Regions from separate parts of the Homo sapiens genome. Here region 1 is linked to region 2. The links are chromatin loops, found by intact Hi-C in ENCODE. Cell type or tissue: Caco-2. All regions are shown on one strand. Each heading gives the region's core, and the rest is flanking DNA. Links, peaks and the distances in the headings are about the cores only. Region 1 overlaps C12orf56 (chromosome 12 open reading frame 56). Region 2 overlaps C12orf56 (chromosome 12 open reading frame 56).

Region 1 (4,399 bases), core at 182-4,181, 49 kb before region 2:
GGAGGTGGGGTACTCAAGTCTCCCCTTCTTTTGGCTTCTGCCTTTGGGAGCCTGCTGTTTCAGGCCAACTCATCAATTTCAGTTCCACACTATATTAATGAAGATAATCCCGAAGCTCAGAAGGACCTAGATTATCAAAGATTCATGTATGTGTACTATTCTGCCTTTTACAAAAAGATAAAACCACACACTTTTAGAGAAGTCAATTGAATATGAGATCTCATTTTCCCCCAGTAGTCCTTCGGTGTAAAGTTAAATAGACTGTAGGGGCTTGAATTTACTTATCAGAAAGTTAGAATCTGGGACACTCATTGCTGCTGCTTCTTTTCTTCTTCTTCTTCTTCTTTTTTTTTTTTTAGACAGGGTCTTGCTCTGCTGCCTGGGCCAAGTACAGTGGTGTGATTATGGCTCACTAAAGCCTCGACCTCCTAGGTAGCTGGGATTACAGGCATGCCCAGCTCCACTGCTGCTGCTTAATGTGGTGTTACTGCTTTGAGATTAGTCTACACTCTTAACACATGCTGACTGGGCAATGTGAGGACTTAGCCTAGATCTTCTGGGGTGTGGAAATAAAGCTGACCTGGAATAATGGCAAAAGTCCATGTTTATTTCAATCTTGGTCATGTATAAGAATCTCCCAAGGGCTCGTGGAGAGTACAGACTCCTAGGCTCTACTCCAGGCTATGGAATCCTCAGCTTTAGGGACAGTGTTCAGTTGTCTGTTTTTGGTAGCTACCTAGATGATTCTGTTAGCTAGCTACCAAGGTTTGAGAATTGCTGGCCTAAATAATCTACAATGACATCAATCTTCCCCTGGATTATTGGAACTCCTGAGTTCATAATATGTCTCTAACTCACCCATCAACTTCTATCTCCACTGCCAAAACTCCACTATCACCTCTCATCACTTCTGCAACACCTCTACTACACTCTCCACCTCCATTCTCAGTACCTGTCTGCCTCTGCCTGAATCCATTATCCACCTTAAAGCCAAAATGATACTTTCCAAATGTCCCTTTCTTGCTTAAAACCTTTCAGTGGTATTCCATTGCACAGCAGATAAACCTTTTACCACGTCTAGACATCCCAGCAAGAACTGGCCGTTGCCTACCGCTCCAGCTTCACCTCTTACTTCTCTTGTTCATCTCAATAGTTGGAGCACTGCAAACTCTTTCCAGCTCAGACCTTTGAACTTCTTACCCCTCTTAACATTGCTTTTCACATGGCTCACTCTTTCTCATCCTTCAGATCTTAGCTTAAATGTCCTCATCCCAGAGAGTTCTTGCTTGATCACCTAGTTTGAAGTATGCCACCCGTCAACAAACACACACAAGTTTTCTTTATCAGACTGCTTTGTTGATTTCAATTGCACTTTTGTAAGTTATAACTACATGTTCATTGCTTATTGTCTGTCTTCCCACTAGAATGCAAGCTCCATGAGAGCTGGGACCTAGATATTCTTGTGCACTGATATATTTCTAGTGTTGGCCCAGTGCTTGGTACATACTAGGTGCTTAATATTTGTTGAATGAATAATCATATTCTTTACAACCTAGCCTGGCTTGCATAATATTGGCTTGTGGGAGTGTGATTTGCTCTAAATCCATGTAATAATAAACCATGTTTGGACAGAGTTTATGTATTTCCATTATTGCCCTGAAGAATGTGACTTATGAGCTTCTGCGGGGAGGGCTCTGCCTTGTAGCAGGGCACTGAGTGAAATTCTTAACATGGTCTTTGTAATTGGAAGGATTGAAGGAGGGGCAGTTCTAGGAATAGGCATCCACATGCTCCCATAGTCAAGTCTTCATTTCAGCATGTAATTCCCCACATTTCTGGGATACTTTGAGAGTTCCATTGTTTTCCTCCAATTTAGAAAAATAAAAGAGGTTTTTAGTTAATGTTTGCAGCTGGGCATGATGGCTCACGCCTGTAATACCAGCACTTTGGGAGGCCAAGGTGGGTAGATTGTTTGAGCCCAGGAGTTTAAGACCGGCCTGGGCAACATGGTGAAACCCCATCTCTTAAACAAACAAACAAAAAAGCAAAAATTAGCTGGGCTTGTGGCATGTCCCTCTAGTCCAAGCTACTCACACCACTGCATTCCAGCCTGGGTGACAGAGTAAGACCCTGTCTTGGCAAAAAAAAAAAAAGGAAATGTTTGCAGTAGTTGTTTTAGGTTACTGTGGAGGTTAAAACTCTGTTAAAAGTGACAGAAATGCATTTTAGGTTTAAAAAGGGAATTTATTGGAATTACTGCGTCAACTCATGAAATTCAGTATTCATTCAACAGATATATTTAGAAATGGAAATATATAAAGATATAGATACAGACAGAGATCTCTCTGTCAGTCTAATCTGGCATATTCGAATTGCTGGGCTCTGTGTTCTATTTTAAATGTATGAATACAATGGTGAGCAAACTCAGTAAAGCTTAGAAATGGAATCCTGGGAACGTAGGAATGGTAAGAACGGAATTTAGACACAGCTGGAACTGGGGGCTTGAGTGTCCCAGGACTCAGTCCCTGTCTCCTTCTCTGATGTTTGTGTGTCAATTGCATCTTCTCTCCCTGAACACCACATCCTCCATGGGGCAGCACACGAGTCACTGACTGTCTTAAATTCACATTTTACAGCTTCCACCACCAGACAAAGGCTAACTCACACACTTACTTGTATTGAATTTTTAAATCCTGAAGAAAGTCTCTGATTGCCCAGCTTGAATAAATGACACACTGCTGAAAAATATTCACCACAGCCGACAAATCAGGGTCTTTAAAAACATGGCAGCTTCTGTGTGCTCTGTTTGTAGAGGAGAGGAGTAGTTTCCAAAAAAAGGAGGGTGAAGAGGGAGCTGGGTCTACTGTCCCATAGTTTTTTAGCACTGTCATCTCCATAATTAAACATTTGAGTTAGAAGCCTAAACAAAAGGCAGGGTGGGATAGAAAACACTAAGTAGAGGACTAAAGGATGTTATCATGTACAGAGATTTGAAACACCTCCTAGGTGCCATGTTTTGGGCCTAATGATGAGAAGCTGCAGGCCACAAGAAGGATGTTGTTATCAGAAATGGGGCCTCGCTATATTGGCCAGGTTGGTCTTGAACTCCTGGGCCTCAAGTGATCCTTCCACCTCGGCCTCCCAAAGTGCTGGGATTACAGGCATGAGCCACCATGCCTGGCTCAACCAAAGACTTTAAGGCAACTGTTATAACCATGCTCTAAGAAGTAAGTATGAACCCCTTTGAAGCAAATGGAAAGACAGAAAGTCTCAGCAAGAAATAGAAGACATAAAAAAGGGACCAAATGGAAAGTTTAGAATGAAAAACATACTATAATAACTGAAATTTTAAAAATTCACTGAATGGCTCAATAGCTGGAATGGAGATGACAGAGGAAAGTCACTGAATTTGAAGATAGATGAATAGAAATTATCTAGTCCGAACAAAAGAGAATAAAGATTGAAGGAAAAGACAAACAGAATCTCAGGGTACTGTGTGGCAGTATAAAAAGATCTAGTATTCATGTCTTCAGAGTCTTAGAAGGAGAGGAGAAAAAGTATAGTGCAGAAAAATAGCCAGGCACAATGGCTCATGCCTGTAATCCTAGCACTTTGGGAGGCCTAGGCTAGAGGATCGCTTGAGCCCAGGAGTTCAAAACCAGCATGGGTAACATAGTGAGACTCTGTCTCTAAAAATAATAATAATAATAATAAATTAAATAAATGTAAAAAAAAATTAATGAAAAGAAAAAGTATTTGGAGGAATAATGACAGAAAATTCTCCAAATTTGGTAAAAGATATACACTTACAGGTTCAAGAATCTCAGTGAACCCCCAAAAAGATAAACTCAAAAAAATTCCACATCCAAACACATCATGATCAAACTGCTGAAAATAATAAAGGAAATTAAAAGATACTTAGAACTTAATGCCAATACATACCAAAGTGCATGCAACTGAGCTAAAGCAGACTTTAGAGGTCTGCTCTAAAGCTGTATTTACAGCTTTTACTGTATTCACCAAGAAATAAGAGAGTTTAAAAAAATAAATGAGTTAAACATTCCACTTAAGAAATTGTAGGCTGGGGCAGGGTGCAGTGGCTCACACCTGTAATCCCAGCACTTTGGGAGGCGGAGACAGGTGGATTGCTTGAACCCAGGAGTTTGAGACCAGCCCTGGCAACATAGTGAGACCCCATCTCTACAAAAAATTTTTAAGTTTGTAAAAATAAAAGAGAGATTTCAAGCTGGGAACAGTGGCTCATGCCTGTAACCCCAGCAATTTGGGAGACTGAGGCAGGAGGATCACTTGAGGGCAGGAGTTTAAGACCAGCCTGGGCAATGTAGTGAGACCCCCATCTCTACAAAACAAAGTAGTTTTCCACTATCGTGGAGGTTCT
Region 2 (4,399 bases), core at 322-4,321:
GACAGACATTATTCAAATATATCCATGAATATATAATTACAGACTGTATATAGAGAGTCTCCAATACCACTTTCAATGGTGGATTAGCTATTAAAGAGTGGGGTGGAACCAAGACTCAGATAGGCAGGGCTATTAAGAAGTTAGTGCCATAATCTAGGTAAGGAAAGATATTGGCCAGAGGGAAGCATTCCTTGACCACCAAATGAGACTAGTCCTCCTTTATAGAGCTCCCTTAACTTCCTGTACATTTCTTTCATAGCCCTTGTCTCAGTTTATAATTAGGCATTTGTGTATTTGATCACTTGATGTTTGTTCCCCAACTAGATTGTATGTTCCATGAGGGCAGGTCTCATGTCTGTGTTGTTCTCCCTTGCGTCCCCAACACCTAGCATGGTGTCTGATGCATATTTGTTGAGTAAATAAATGAAGAAAAGGGATAGTAATTGTAAAGAGGAGTTTGGAATTCTTGAGAGGAATGAAGTATCTCTAAACCCTCTATTTATCCATCCCACAGAAGGAATCTTAGTTTAATTTGGGAATAAGCCTAAATTCCCCAGAGAATCTCTCACCTCAACTCGCGGGGGGGGGTGTGTATTTCTACATTCTTGAAAGGAAGTAGGGTTGTTGATCTGATTGATTTTGCAAATCAAATATGCAATTTTTTGTCTTAGTATTCTGTGGGCCAGCCAGGGATAATGGCTTGCATCTGAATCCCAGCTACTCAGGAGGCAGAGGTGGGAGAATCACTTGAGGCCAAGAGTTCCATACCAGCCTGGGCAACAAGCGAGACCCTGTCTCTACAAAAATAAAAAATCAAAAATTACCTGGGCATGGTGGCACATACCTGTAGTCCTAGCTACTGGGGAGACTGAGGTGAAAGGATGGGTTGGGCTCAGGAATTTGAGACCAGCCTGGGCAATATAGTGAGACCTCATCTCTACAAAAAATTAAAAAAATAAGATTAGCCAGCATGGTAGCTTGCACCTGTAGTCCCAGCTACACAGAAAGCAGAGGTGAGAGGAATGGCTTGTGCCCAGGAGTTTGAGGCTGCACAGACCCATGACCACAGCACTGTACTCCCACCTGGGTGGCAGCATGAGACCTTGTCTCAAAAAAAAGAGAAAGTTTATTGTATAAGTACCTAAAGGGAACCATGGGAAATTATCGTTTTCTGACTTGGCTTATGACATTGCATTGATTATTCTTGAAAATTCTAGTTACAGAAGCTTATTCTGGAGTATACAAATACTGCTACAGCACTTTTATATGAGATACTTCTGGTCTTTCAGCAGGTACAATTTTTAAAAATTATATTTTTACATATTTTATGTAACTATAAATTACATGACTATTATATATTATGATATATGTATATTATGTGATTATGTTATATGATTAATAATATATCAAAAATGCTTGTACTTGAGATGGTCTCCAAAACTGGTTGATTTCAATGATATGAACTTTGCTCTTAAGTGCTCATCTAGTTTATTTTCCAAAACTGATTTTAAGGATTCGATTAATCAGGATAAAAATGTATTTAAGAATGAGTATCCTTTTATATACTACTTGAACTTTATGAATATAACTTGTTTATTTCCTTGAGTCTTTTAGGGAAATCTCGGATTGGGATCCACAAAGTTTGCTATTAGCTGGATAATGTCCTTTCTACAAAGCTGTCCTCCCATCGTAAGTATCTAGAAGTCAAAACGAAATCACCCCCAAGCCTAATTAAACAGATACTCTTGTGCTTAATTAATAAAACACAGATTTTCCCTGTGATGTAATCAAGTTTATCAACCAGAAGCAAAGTGTAAATTTGACAGTTTATTATTTAATTGATAAATCGTTTTTACATTTTGGACCTGAATGTTTAAGGTACTGAAATTATATCTTAAATGGGAACGTTATTTCATGAAAAACTCTAAGATACATGTAGAAAACAGAATATTAAATTATTAGCTGTATAATTAGGTAAAAAGATAAACATTTACCTTAAATAGTGAGCATGAATCTAACACTTGGGATCATTTGTGTGCTCTGTCCCACAGACACCATCCTAGTTCCTATTATCACCATTTCTTTCCTTGATGCTACAATCACATCTCAATGGTCTGTCCCTGTCTTCCCACCAGATTACAGGCTGAGGGATCCATTTGAAATAAAAATCTGATTGTCATCCCTTGCTTCAAATCTCTCAATAACTCTTCCTTCTGAATGAAGACTAAACTCCTTAACATGGCCTACAGGGCCCTGCGTGCTATGGCCGACAGCTTCCTCTGGTCCCTCAGCCTCCCTGCTGTGTGGGTCTCTTGCTCACCATCCCTCTCCCCACCACCACCCCCCTCCCTGCAGCTGCATCACAGGACCTGTACCGTTGCATCTGTCTCTCCATTGGAAATGCTTTCCCTCCCTTTTTCACCTGGTCAACTTCTACTCATCCCTCAGGCCTCAGGGCCCCTTCCTGGGGTGTGGCAGTGGAGGACGCTTCTCTGCCCCCCGTGACAGGGGAGATTCCCTCATTAGAGGCACAAACAGTGCATGGCATGGTGTCCTCTTCCTCTGCTTTATAGGCCTCGTCACTGTTGCAGTTTGCATTTGTTTGTGTTATTATTTGCTTCTGCCGTGTCACAGCCATTAGTGCCCACTCATATTCTGTCTCTGCCTCCTTCTGGGCACATGGTGGGACTGCACTTCCCTCTCCATGTGAAATTGTGGGGTGGAGGCGGTCTCTGTGGCTGCTTTGGCTAATGAAATGTGATCAGAAGTGGCCTATGTCACTTCTGGGCAGAAGCTTTAAGAGCCAGTATGTGCCACCTGGCATTCTCTTTTCCTTCGGCATAGCACCCACAAGGTGGCTGCCCTGCCTGCAGATGGCCAAGAGTAACCACAGTGAGCAGAGCCCTGCAGACCCCTCTGGGACATGCAGTGTGAATGAGTAATCAACCTTTGCTGTTTCAAGCAAAGCACTGGTATTTTGGGAGGTTTGTTACCACAGCATAATCTAGTCCATCACGACTGATACAATGTCTTTCTCTTCCAACAGACTGCCAGTGCCGTGAGGGTAGAAGCTATGTCTGTTGTGCTAGGCACACCATAAATGTTCAGTAAAATATCTGCTGAATTAATTGTAGTAGAGGCTTTATCCCTTAATCTCTTCCCACCTCCTCAAACTTATGCATTCAGTCAACAAACACTTAATTGGAAATCTCTTCAAAAGAGTAATCTAAACTAAATTTCCATTGCTGATGGACACGAGGTAATATGTTCTTTTTTTTTTTTTTTTTTTTTTGAGACAGAGTCTTGCTCTGTTGCCCAGGCTGGAGTGCAGTAGTTCTGCGATCTCAGCTCACTGCAACCTCCACCTCCCAGATTCAAGCAATTCTCCTGCCTCAGCCTCCCAAGTAGCTGGGATTACAGGCACCTGCCACCATACCCGGCTAAATTTTGTATTTTTTAGTACAGACGGGGTTTCGCCATGTTGCCCAGGCTGGTCTGGAACTCCTGACCTCAGGTGATCATCCACCTTGGCCTCCCAAATTGCTATTACAGGCATGAGCCACTGTGCCCGGCCTGTTCTCTTTCCATATATGGACACGCATCTGTTGGACCATCAGTGGTCCCCTGCTGTTTCTCTAGAGTGATGTTGGGTCTGTTCTATGGGATCTAGACTGTCTTGTCAGATCCCTATGACATATGTTTACACAAAGCTGGCTGGGGCCAGAGGGTACATTTGTCAGTAGAACAGCCAGCTGCCTTCTACAGAAGTTGAGCCCATGAACTTGTCTTCCTCAGTAGCACACAGGCCCCAACCAATCTCAGACCATTTCACAGAATGTTTGAAAGTTATAGTCATTCACAGCAATGGAAGCTCATATGTGCAAGATGCAAGACCCCTTTGTTTTCTGTGTGGTGGCTGCAGACCCTATTACATGGACTGATGTGTGGAAATCTGGGTTTTACAGACTCCACGTAACAGGAAAGTTTCTTTTTATTTATTTATTTTTTTATTTTTATTTTTTTACTTTCATTTCCCATGTAAGCCTTCCTGCATGGTATTTATTTATTTATTTATTTATTTATTTGAGACAGAGTCTCCCTTTGTCACCCAGGCTGGAGTGCAGTGGTGCGATCTCGGCTCACTGCAACCTCCACCTCCTGGGTTCAAGTGATCCTCCTACCTCAGTCTCCCAAGTAGCTGGGATTACAGGCACCTGCCACCACGACTGGCTAATTTTTGTATTTTTAGTAGAGACAGGGTTTCACCATGTTAGCCACGCTGGTCTCAAACTCCTGACCTCAGGAGATCCTCCCACTTCGGCCTCCTAAAGTGCTGGGATTACAGCTGTGAGCCACCGTGCCTGGCCGCATTTATTTATTTTAAAAAATTTTTAAAAAT

The links. A loop is a pair of places that touch in the nucleus more often than their neighbours do. Peaks named below come from ENCODE experiments on the same cell type or tissue, not always from the same donor. Only the 100,000 strongest peaks of a DNase experiment are listed, where the experiment ranks them.
Region 1: a loop joins it to region 2, with 2.4 times the contacts of the local background. A loop is called at or near these places in 2 of 110 quality-filtered maps.

The regions. Positions count from the first base shown.
Region 1 is chr12:64,321,320-64,325,718 of GRCh38, reverse strand. The region is part of intron 3 of C12orf56 (chromosome 12 open reading frame 56); the gene reads left to right. Among named protein-coding and RNA genes, the nearest start is that of C12orf56, 67 kb to the left of the region's middle. In Caco-2, for the core only: no CTCF peak of the experiment used is centred there; DNase peaks (open chromatin) are centred at 1,688 and 2,068.
Region 2 is chr12:64,272,191-64,276,589 of GRCh38, reverse strand. C12orf56 (chromosome 12 open reading frame 56) reads left to right here. Exons shown (of 13, transcript NM_001170633.2): 10 at 1,218-1,292; 11 at 1,615-1,689. Among named protein-coding and RNA genes, the nearest start is that of KICS2, 52 kb to the right of the region's middle. In Caco-2, for the core only: a CTCF peak has its summit at 2,620 (motif pointing left); no DNase peak of the experiment used is centred there.